2 separate regions of the Homo sapiens genome follow, and region 1 is linked to region 2. A link is a contact called in ENCODE Hi-C or POLR2A ChIA-PET data. All regions are on one chromosome and are shown on one strand. Each heading gives the region's core, a stretch centred on a gene start or an enhancer-like site at or near the end of the contact. The rest is flanking DNA. Distances are from core to core; before and after follow the strand shown.

Region 1 (5,533 bases), core at 3,034-5,533, 210 kb after region 2:
CATGCTAGCCAGGATGGTCTTGATCTCCTGACCTCGTGATCCGCCCGCCTCGGCCTCCCGAAGTGCAGGGATTACAGGCGTGAGCCCCCGCGCCCGGCCCGGAGTGTTTTCTTGAAGGACCCTTGCCATAATCACTTTTTTTTTTAATTCCCCCAATCATTTATCCTTTAAGTTACCAACCATGCAATTACACTCTTAAGTTTTTTTTAACATGTACAATGAAATTATTATTGACTACAGTCACTCTGTTGTGCTATCAAATAGTAGGTCTTATTCTATTTTTTTTGTACCCATTAACCATCCCCACCATCCACCTACCTGCCCACTACCCTTCCCAGCCTCTGGTAACCATCCTTCTACTCTCTATGTCCATGAGGTCAATTGTTTTGATTTTTAACTCCCACAAATAAGTGAGAACATGCAATGATTGTCTTTCTGTGCCTGGCTTATTTCACCTAACATAATGATCTCCAGTTCCATTCATGTTGTTGCAAATGACAGGATCTCATCCTTTTTTATGGGTGAATGGTGCTCCATTGTGTATATGTACCACATTTGCTTTATCCATTCATCTGTGTTTTTCTTTTTTCTTTTTTTTTTAAACAGTTTTCTCTCTTGTTTCCCAGGCTAGGATGCAGTGGCATGATCTTGGCTCACCATTCATCTGTTTTTTAAAATTTTATTTATTTATTTACAGATGAGGTCTCACTATATTGCCCAGGCTGGTCTTGAACTCCCAGGCTCAAGCAATTCTCCTACCTCAGCCTCCCAGTGATGACCAATGATGCTGAGCACGTTTTCTTATACCTGTTTGGCATTTGTGTGTCTTATTTTGAGAAGCGTCTATTCAAATCTTCTGCCCTCTTTTTGATCAGATTATTAGATTTTTTTTCTCATAATCACTTTTTGAAGCAAGATTTCAAGTTTGAATCCTGCTGGGGAGGATAGAGTGAATTTATATTAACTGTATTAATTTATGTATATTTCATATATTTGTATATATTTCAGCTCTAGCAGTGAGAATGGCATCCTGGCAGGCCGTTTTGGGAGCTAAACATATAGGAGAAGTGGGCTGGGTTGCTAGAGGGTGAATTACCAGACATGTGGTGTCAGGGCCTGCCACACCCACTATCCATCCTAAACAAGGCAGTCTTAGGCCAACCCCATGATCCTTCTTCAGTGTTGGCACCCCAAGCCCTCAGAGCATCAGGCAGTAGCAACGGGAACAAAAGTGCTGCCTCTGCAGAGAGAAGCCAAGAAGTTGGTCTGGGGCTAAGACCATGGTGAAATGATGCACAGGTGACGAGAAAGCAGAAACTACACAGTAGAAAGGGGACATGCAAAGTAGGGGGAATGGGCAGTGCTGACGAAGTGAGAGGAGCAGAGAGCGGACAGAGCGGCAGAGACAGATCAGGAGACAGGCTCTGGAGCTGCCTTGGCCTCTGACACTGGTCTAGTAAGTTCCAGTCCATGTGCAAGACTACAGGAAACCTAGGAGAAACTTCATTTTTTTGTTTTTTGAGATGGAGTCTCACTCTGTCACCCGGGCTGGAGTGCAGTGGCACGATCTCGGCTCACTGCAACCTCCGTCTCCCAGGTTCAAGTGATTCTCCTGCCTCAGCCTCCCGAGTAGCTGGGATTACAGGTGCCAGCCACCACACCCAGCTAATTTTTGTGTTTTTAGTAGAGATGGGGTTTCACCATGTTGGCCAGACTGGTCTCGAACTCTTGACCTCAGGTGGTCCACCTGCCTTGGCCTCCCAAAGTGCTGGGATTACAGGTGTTGAGCCACCGCATCCAGCCGGAAACTTCATTTTTTTGAGATAGGGTCTCGCTTGTCACCCAGGCTGGAGTGTAGTGTGATCGTAGCTCACTGTGTCCTTGATCTCTTAGGGTCAAGCAATCCTCCCGCCTCAGCCTCCTAAGTAGCTGGGACTACAGGCATGCACCATGATGCCTGGCTAATATTTTTTGTTGTTGTTTATTTATTTTTGTAGAGATGGGGGGTCTCACTGTGTTGCCCAGGCTGGTCTTGAACTCCTGGGCTCAAGTGATGCTCCAGCCTCAGCCTCCCAAATAGTTAGGATTACAGGCATGAGCCACTGTGCCTGGCCAAAACCTTGCTTTTCTGACAGATCTGATTCACCCTAGCTACAGATTCTATAGCACCTGTTTATTTTTATGCTTCTCATAGTCTGGCATCACTGGCTGTTGATAGGTCTCTGTCATTAGATGATAACTCCTTGAGGCTTGTTTTATCCATCTCAATAACCGTAGCACTCGGCCCTGTAAGGGGGAACTTTGTAGGTGTCCACTGATGTTTGAATAAATATTTGCATTTATCACAATTCTTGTCCCAAGCCTTGACGCGGAAGCTCTGGAATAAGCAGCAGCACAGATTTGAGACTTAGTCCATGTACCAGCCACATGCAAAGAGGTAAGCTGGGTCAAAGAGACCCAGAAAGGGAGTCTGAAATGGAAATCGTGGGGTTGATAAGGCAGCAGTGGAAACAGAGGCTTTACACAAGTGTGGGAAATGGACTAGGAGGACACTCTGTTATTTGATGTGTCCTCGCTTGTAACATGGAGGTGATTATGACCTACCTCATAGGTGGGGGAAGGAGACCCAAAGGTGATGGACCCGAAAGTGTTTTGTGAAGGGTAAAATAAACACAGGTGTGCGAGATCAATAGAGTTGATTGATAAGTCTCATGCATTATTGCCAATCTACTTGTGTGACCCTGGATCCCGACCTTAGCATCCCCTTTCATGTATTCAGGACAGTGATCATTGCTTTGCTGGACTGCTGTGAGGAAATGAGATGTAAGCAGAAAATATGCTTAGGCCAGCCCCTCCTACCTCACGAGGAACACCTGGACAGTTTCCTAAAAATACAGATTCCTGGCACCCTAGTCCCGAAATCATAATTCTCTGGGAATGGAGCCTAGGAATCTGAATTTAAAATAAGCACCCCTCCAGGTGATTAGAATGGTTCAAGAAGGCTTTAAAAAACACTGAGGCCGGGCGTGGTGGCTCACACCTGTAATCCTAACCCTTTGGGAAGCTGAGGCAGGAGGATCGCTTTAGCCCAGGAGTTTGAGAGCCGCAGTGAACTATGGTGGTGCCACTGTACTCCTGTCTGGGTGACAGAGTGAGATCCTGTCCCCCCACCCCCTGCAAAAAACAAAAAACAAAAAAAGAAACAGAAAAACAAAAAACATCGAGGCTGGGCGCGGTGGCTCACGCCTATAATCCCAGCACTTTGGGAGGCCCAGGTAGGTGGCTCACGAGGTCAGGAGATCGAGACCATCCTGGCTAACATGGTGAAACCCCATCTCTACTAAAAAATACAAAAATTAGCCGGGCATGGTGGCATGCGCCTGTAGTCCCAGCTACTCCAGAGGTTGAGGCAGGAGAATCGCTTGAACCCGGGAGGCGGAGGTTGCAGTGAGCCGAGATCATGCCACTGCACTCCAGTCTGGGCGCCAGAGCGAGACTTGGTCTCAAAAAAATTTTTTTTAAAAAGGAACATCAAAAGGATCTATTAAGGTGTCATCAGGTGTGTGTGTATGTGTGCACGTGTGTGTTTAGGAGAGTAGGATGGGAAGACGGTACTATCATCTGTGACCACAAGGTGGCAGCAGGGATAGACAAGGAGAAACAAGTCTCCCACCCAGAGGGGCTGGGCATGGGCAAACCTGGCGATCAGGTTGTGGAAGGAGGTGGGTCCTTTACATGATCTCCTTTGCTAGATGGAATCTCTGTACCGCAGGGCTAATCCCCTGTGACCACCTGTCTCTTTATCAGGTCTTTATGGAGACTGTTTTTTGCCACTCTGTCGGCAAGAAAGGCATTGTGAGCTTGGGTGGTGATAGTGTGTGTTCCACATGGGTGAGAATGGGAGGCAAGGGGTGTGTCACATCCCCAGATGTGTTCATCAGTCAGGGTCACCTACACAGGGCAGCTTACTCAAAGGACAACAGTGCCTGCTGAAAGCAGTGTCTCCCACCCCCTGCTACTAGAATTGTGGTTGCAGGTGCCTCTCAGGAGACGCCCACATCTGTGGCTGGGGAGTTGGCCAAATACCAGGCAAAGGACGCTGGGCTGGGGCGGGGCAGGGGCAGGAAACACAGGATGGGGCAGCTGCCTCTGGAAGCAGCCAAAATGTCCCCAGCTGCAGCAGGGGTGAGCAGAGGATTAGGTGACAGTCCCCTAACAGCCCGGAACTAACACCCTCCTCCCCCTCACACAGGCACCCTGGCATGCCCCCTCCAAGCCTGCCAGAGCTCAGAATAACCCTGAGAACCACGCAGCAGGATGGCAAGGGCTCCGCTTGGGGTCCTGCTCCTCTTGGGGCTTCTCGGTACGGACAGGGGCTAGAGGGGCAATTGGACACACACAGATACTGACATGAAGGGACTGGGAAGACAAAGACAGAGACCAAGATGGAGACTTAGACACAGTATTTCGTTCCCAGGCACAGCATAATTGGTTTAGGAGACAGATACTGATAGTACACAGCCTCAGAGGCCTGTGAGGACCCAGGGGAGGCAGAGGGGAGAGAGGTGCTCCAGCCTCTTCATTGCCAATGACCCTTCCTTCTTGACCCCATCGCAGGCAGGGGTGTGGGGAAGAACGAGGAACTGCGTCTTTATCACCATCTCTTCAACAACTATGACCCAGGAAGCCGGCCAGTGCGGGAGCCTGAGGATACTGTCACCATCAGCCTCAAGGTCACCCTGACGAATCTCATCTCACTGGTAAGCTACCCCCACCCTCATCTTAAGCCAAAAATCCCACTTCTGGCCCCAACCGCTGAGCTCTGTCCTAAAGCTCACTTCTGGCCCTGAAATCTCACTTCAATCATCCCCATCTCCCATCTGCAGAATGAAAAAGAGGAGACTCTCACCACTAGCGTCTGGATTGGAATCGTGAGTCAAATCTGGGGAATGGTGTGAGGTCTTGTCCAGGGCACCCCTTTTCCCCCAAACCCCTCCCAGGCAGCGCCAGGTGGGAGATGCAGGGCACGCGGCCTTCCATCCCCCACCCCTTAGGATTGGCAGGATTACCGACTCAACTACAGCAAGGACGACTTTGGGGGTATAGAAACCCTGCGAGTCCCTTCAGAACTCGTGTGGCTGCCAGAGATTGTGCTGGAAAACAAGTGAGAACCGGGCCAGACGCCAGGCTGGAGGGAAGCCGGCCTGGGGTGCGGGCTGGACTTGGTTGGGGAAGGGGGTACTCTGAGAGGGTGCAGACCTGTGCAAAAAGCTCGGTTTCCCCGAGCCCACAGTATTGATGGCCAGTTCGGAGTGGCCTACGACGCCAACGTGCTCGTCTACGAGGGCGGCTCCGTGACGTGGCTGCCTCCGGCCATCTACCGCAGCGTCTGCGCAGTGGAGGTCACCTACTTCCCCTTCGATTGGCAGAACTGTTCGCTTATTTTCCGGTGGGAAGAGCTACTCCGAGGCCCGGACGATTATTGTTGGGGGGGGGCCTTATGGGGCGGGGCCAACCGGGAAGCACCGCCCTC
Region 2 (5,221 bases), core at 2,552-5,051:
GGGGTTTGATGAGTATCAGGGTGGTGGCTTCTTGAGTTTTGAGCAGGCATCACAAATCAATCCCTCTGGAATACAGAACTGCCTCTGTTCCGTTTTGGGTTTTGTGTGTGTGTGTGTGTGTGTTTTTGGAGACGGAGTCTTGCTCTGTTGCCCAAGCCGGAGTGCAGTGGCGCCATCTCGGCTCACTGTAACCTCCGCCTCCCGGGTTAAAGCTGTTGTCCCGCCTCAGCCTCCCGAGTAGCTGGGATTACAGGCGCCCCCCACCACGCCAGGCTAATTTTGTATTTTTAGTAGAGAGAGGGTTTCACCATGTTGGCCAGGCTGGTCTTGAACTCCTGACCTCAGGTGATCCACTGGCCTCGGCCTCGCAAAGTGCTGGAATTACAGGCACGACCCACCACATCCGGCCCTCTGTTCCTTGTTTCGAAATAACTCAATTAAAAGTCAGAGGCTCACTGGCCACATCTCCTTCCACCCACCCACCGCCCCACCCCCCAAAAGATGCCTCTAGCAAATAAAATGAGACGTCCTGATGCCTTCCTGGCTCGTTCCAGAATTTTTAGCTTTGACTTTTGACGTGGGGTCCTTCTACCTAAAGTCCCCGCCGTCACATCAGCCCCCAGTTTTCCTCTGTCTTAGCTCGGGCTGCCGTAACAAAATACCATAGACTGGATGCCAGACAACAGAAATTTATTTTCTCAGTTTTGGAGGCTGCAAGGCTGTGACCAGGGCCCAACATGGTCAGGTTCTGGTGAGAGCTCCCTGGCTGCCTTCTCACAGGGTCCTCACATGGCAGAGAGAGAGGGACCCAAAGCCCTCTGGTGTCTTTTTTGTTTGTTTGTTATTTTTTGGGACGGAGTCTCACACTGCTGCCAGGCTGGAGTGCAGTGGCCCGATCTCGGCTCACTGCAACCTCCACCTCCCAGGTTCAAGTAATTCTCCAGCCCCAGCCTCCCAATTAGCTGGGATTACAGGCACCCACCACCACACCCGGCTAATTTTTGTATTTTTAGTAGAGAGGGGCTTTCACCATGCTGGCCAGGCTGGTCTCGAACTCCTGAGCCCAGCTGATCCACCCGCCTCGGTTTCCCAAAGTGCTGGGATTACAGGCGTGAGCCACTGCGCCTGGCCAGAACTCAGTCCTTACAGAACATCAGAGAATCCATACAAGGTGAGAGAGAGGCCTTATAAATGCATTGGGTGTGGGAAAGATTTGAAGGGGAGCTCACAACTTATTCAGCATCAAAGAATTCACAGTGGAAAGAAACTTTGTGAATGCAATGAATGTTCAAAGACTTGTAATCAGAGCTCACACTTTATTCGACATCATAGAATTCATAGTGGAGAAAAGCCCTATGAATGTGACAAGCATGGGAAAGCCTTCAGATGGAGCTCAGACCTTGTGAGGCATCTGGAAATTCATATTGGAGATAAAGTTTTGGAATGTAGCGAGCGTGGAAGAATTTTCAATCAGAGCTCAGGTCTAATGCAGCACCAAAGAAACCATACAGAATCATAACCCTAGGAAGACAGTAATGATAAAGATGTCAGTATGTACATATAGGAAGAGAGAAGGAGAGTTTGTTTTTGTCCTAACTATTTGGAAAATTGTAAGCTTCCTAAGAGCAATTTTCATCTGATTCAGTGTATAGTACTTAGTCTCAGGTCATGTGCAGATATGTCCTTCCCAAATGCTTACCACAAGATAAATCAGAAATCTTGACTGGAATAAGCTTCTAGTTCCTTTGCTTTATCATGAGAGGTTCCACACCACAGGAAAATCTTGTAAATGGTGGAAGCTGCATAAAGCACCATCATCATCACAAAATGGTGTCCTTGTGTGTCCTGTTTAGCAGCACCGAGAATCTAATAGCTTTCCCCTTGTCTGTTTTTCCTTACTATGAATTGTGCCAGGGGAACAGTAAAATGGGTATGATATCCTGAACTCTAGGGTGGATGTCTTTCTGGGACAGAATCTAATCCAAAAGTCTGCAAATGGACTTGAGGTTTTCACATTAGTATAAATGTCAATATGTAGTTTAGGGAATTTGCCTTATTCCTCCATTCCTAGCAAAATTAGATACAGAAGCAGCTAATTAAATCAGGAAAAGGAAACTGACAGTAAGTCATAGGACCCATTGTCTTCTCTCATGTAAAAGTAGAAGTTGTGATTCAATCTGTTCTGTAGGATTTAAAAGTATAATGGCACATTGAAGTTTGACATACTGAAATTCAGGCTCTGTCAATTTCATCTCTGTAACCTTTATTGTTTCTGAGTCTTGAGTTTTCTCATCTGTAAAATCAAGATAATGACATTAATACAATCCCTTGTGGAGCAACTGTGAAGACTAAATAAGACAATTTCATTAAGTTCCTGGCATAGTTCTAGACACGTAGTAGACATTCAACAAATGATAACTATTTTTATCCATAGCTCCTACGTGCAGTAATTATCAATGGCACTTTGAAGGAAAAAAGATAATATATCCCCCAGCCATGGGGGTGTCAATGCGCATTTTCAAGGATACTATATCTTGGAGAAACAAATTTAATAATCTGAGAATCTGAGAACTGTTACTATGGTACTACACAGTTGAACAACAATTTTTCTTGGAGAGACTAGGATTAAGCTATTTTATAAAAGTATTGAGAGACTGGATCAATCAATATCCTGCAAAATTGATAGTGAGATAAATTTATTTTTAATTAATTTTTTTTTTGAGACGGAGTCTCACTCTGTCGCCCAGGCTAGAGTGCAGTGGCACAATCTCAGCTTATTGCAACCTCTGCCTCCCGGGTTCAAACGATTCTCCTGCCTCCTGAGTAGTGGGGACTACAGGCGCCCGCCACCACGCCCAGCTAACCTTTTTGTATTTTTAATAGAGACAGGGTTTCACCATGTTGGCCACCATGTCTCAAAAAAAAAATAAAAAATAATCGGCCGGGCGCCTGTAAACCCAGCACTTTGGGAGGCCGAGACGGGCGGATCACGAGGTCAGGAGATCGAGACCATCCTGGCTAATATGGTGAAACGCCGTGTCTCCTACCAAAAAAAAAAAATTAGCCGGGCGTGGTGGCGGGCGCCTCTAGTCCCAGCTACTCAGGAGGCTGAGGCAGGAGAATGGCGTGAACCCGGGAGGCGGAGCTTGCAGTGAGCCAAGATCGCGCCACTGCACTCCAGCCTGGGCGACAGAGCAAGACTCCGTCTCAAATAAATAAATAAAATAAAAAATAACAACAACAAAAAAACACCAACCCCTATTTCCCCCATCGCAATAAAATTAACCTTAGAATTCTTTTTTCTCCTCCCCTCCCCCTACGCCCCAGGAATTGTACAGGCTAGTGGTTGGGGAATATTTTTTCGTGGAAGGGACCGTCTTCCTTAGCTGTGGCCCTCTCATCAGGTCTGGGAAGAGGTAATTGGAAAATAGAACTCATGGAGAAGTGTTACCACAGGCCATGGACAAGGCCAGAATTTCCCTGACATCTGTCCGCCAGCACCGCCCTTCAGGTACAATTCCACAAGAGACCCCCCAAACTTGATGAAGTCACCCGCTTACAAGGGCTCACTCTCCACCTGCGCAAGGACTGCAATTCCCAGGGGCCTCCAGGGCACCCGGCCGCTCCAGTCCAGTCGTGCAGGCGGCGCGCTCTTTCTCGCTCCGCTCAAGTCCAGGAACCGGTTCCCGGGCTCCCAGCCTCTCGGCAGCGCCCACGCGCCTGGGCCAAAGTCCGCGAACGGAAGCCGGCGGCGAGGAGGATTCTGGGAGTTGGAGGCCGAGGCTGCGACCTGCGCAGGCGCAAACCTGCCCCTGGGGTGAGGGCTGTAAGTGGCGCGATTCGCGGCAGCGCCCCGATGGAACCTCCTGGTCCTGTGAGGTGAGTGTTGGCGGCGGCTTCCCCGAGGTCCACCTGGCGGCTTGGCTTTTGCCCGTCCCGCAGGCAGCGGCGGCTCTGCAGTGAGCAGGCCTGGCAGGCAGCTCCGCGGTTGTGTGTGGAGAGGGGTTTGGGTTGCCCGTGGTGCCCGCGCTGCGCTACCTGCGTTGCGTCGCGTCACGTGCCGTGGAGGGGGGTCTTGATGTTCCTCTTCTCTTTTCTCGAGACCCTTGGGTAGGGAGTGAAGGGTGGGAAGGGGAGTTGTACCTGGCCTGGACGACAGCCCCCTCCCCGGGCGGGCACCTGCCCGAGGCCGGGGTAGAGAAGTTTTGCTGGGGCCAGCGGCGCCGGGCATCACCCTGGGAGACGCGAGCTCCGCGTTTTTCCTCGCGCCTCCTTTGTCTTAGGCCAGCGGTCCCCCTTTGTGCTCCTTTCGTGGCCTCTGATGCGTTCCACCTCCTTCCCTGTGTGAAAGGAAAATAAAATCTCAGGACCCCAAACTTACTATGACAAAGGGAAAAGTTAAGCTTGGAAACTGAGTCACGGAAAAAAACTGCTTTTCCTTTTGTTCCTAAACCGATAGCTGCAAGATAGAAAGCAACATATGCCCCCAGGTGGCCTCCCTCACCCTGGCAATGGAAACGAACAGCCGAGCTTCACCGGACAAGACTAGAAATCGTTCCTCCACCCACCCAGAGACAAAGCATATTTGACTTCTTCCTCTACTGTATGTCTACCTTATCTTGTGTAAAATGCAGATTTACTGAGCACGAGACAAATTCATAATTGACTTCCTCTTTTCACGTGCAACATGTGGATTCAGTGAGCTCTAATCAAATCCTCACAAGAATGTGGCCACTTACCTCACCACATACCCTCCCTCTTCTCTCCTCCTTCCCCTCCTGCCAGCTTTCTCCCCATTAAATTGAAGCCCTCAAAACCCTCTTTGGTAAAAGTGCGAGCCACGGATCCTACTGTGGCTTGTGTGTCTTTTTCCTGGGTGCATCCTCAACCTTAGCAAAATAACCCCTAAATTGGTTGAGACCTATCTCAGATGCTTTTTTGGTTTACACCTGTTAGATTTCCTTGACGCAGGCCACTGTACCCGAGACTTGTTCATAGCTGCCCCTTAATAGGGCTTTGGCATTTGAATGAGATCCAGCTCCTTAAAGGGGACTTATATTTTTCTTTTGCTGTAGCTACTACTTCAGAAATTTTTGAAAGCAGGGAGGAGCCATCTCAGAGGAGGCTGCCTCCCCAACACATTCCACCTTGCACTGAAAGCTGCTCGGCTCTGGGCTCTGCATCTGGAAACTTGGGTTTTGCTTCAAACTTATTTCTTCCA

What was found. A loop is a pair of places that touch in the nucleus more often than their neighbours do. ChIA-PET counts read pairs that join two places held with the same protein, here RNA polymerase II (POLR2A). Pooled maps may share reads with other maps.
Region 1: a pooled map shows a loop between it and region 2 (4-fold over the local background). The contact joins the promoter of CHRNE here to the promoter of ZNF232 in region 2. A Hi-C loop is called at or near these places in 7 of 50 pooled maps. POLR2A ChIA-PET finds 5 or more read pairs at or near these places in 5 of 52 experiments (H1, activated CD4-positive, alpha-beta T cell, activated T-cell and 1 more).

Annotation. Positions count from the first base shown.
Region 1 is chr17:4,901,848-4,907,380 of GRCh38, reverse strand. CHRNE (cholinergic receptor nicotinic epsilon subunit) reads left to right here and starts at 4,283. Exons shown (of 12, transcript NM_000080.4): 1 at 4,283-4,363; 2 at 4,618-4,760; 3 at 4,887-4,931; 4 at 5,055-5,164; 5 at 5,294-5,449. The coding sequence starts at 4,318. It overlaps C17orf107 (chromosome 17 open reading frame 107), which reads right to left. Exons shown (of 3, transcript NM_001145536.2): 3 at 4,447-5,533. RefSeq lists a silencer at 3,453-3,747 and enhancers at 3,879-4,098, 4,288-4,929, 4,930-5,533.
Region 2 is chr17:5,110,458-5,115,678 of GRCh38, reverse strand. ZNF232 (zinc finger protein 232) reads left to right here and starts at 3,801. Exons shown (of 4, transcript NM_014519.6): 1 at 3,801-3,879. The coding sequence starts at 3,857. ZNF232-AS1 (ZNF232 antisense RNA 1) reads right to left here and starts at 3,744. Exons shown (of 3, transcript NR_135658.1): 1 at 3,578-3,744; 2 at 2,227-2,293; 3 at 1,297-1,521. RefSeq lists an enhancer at 3,441-3,490.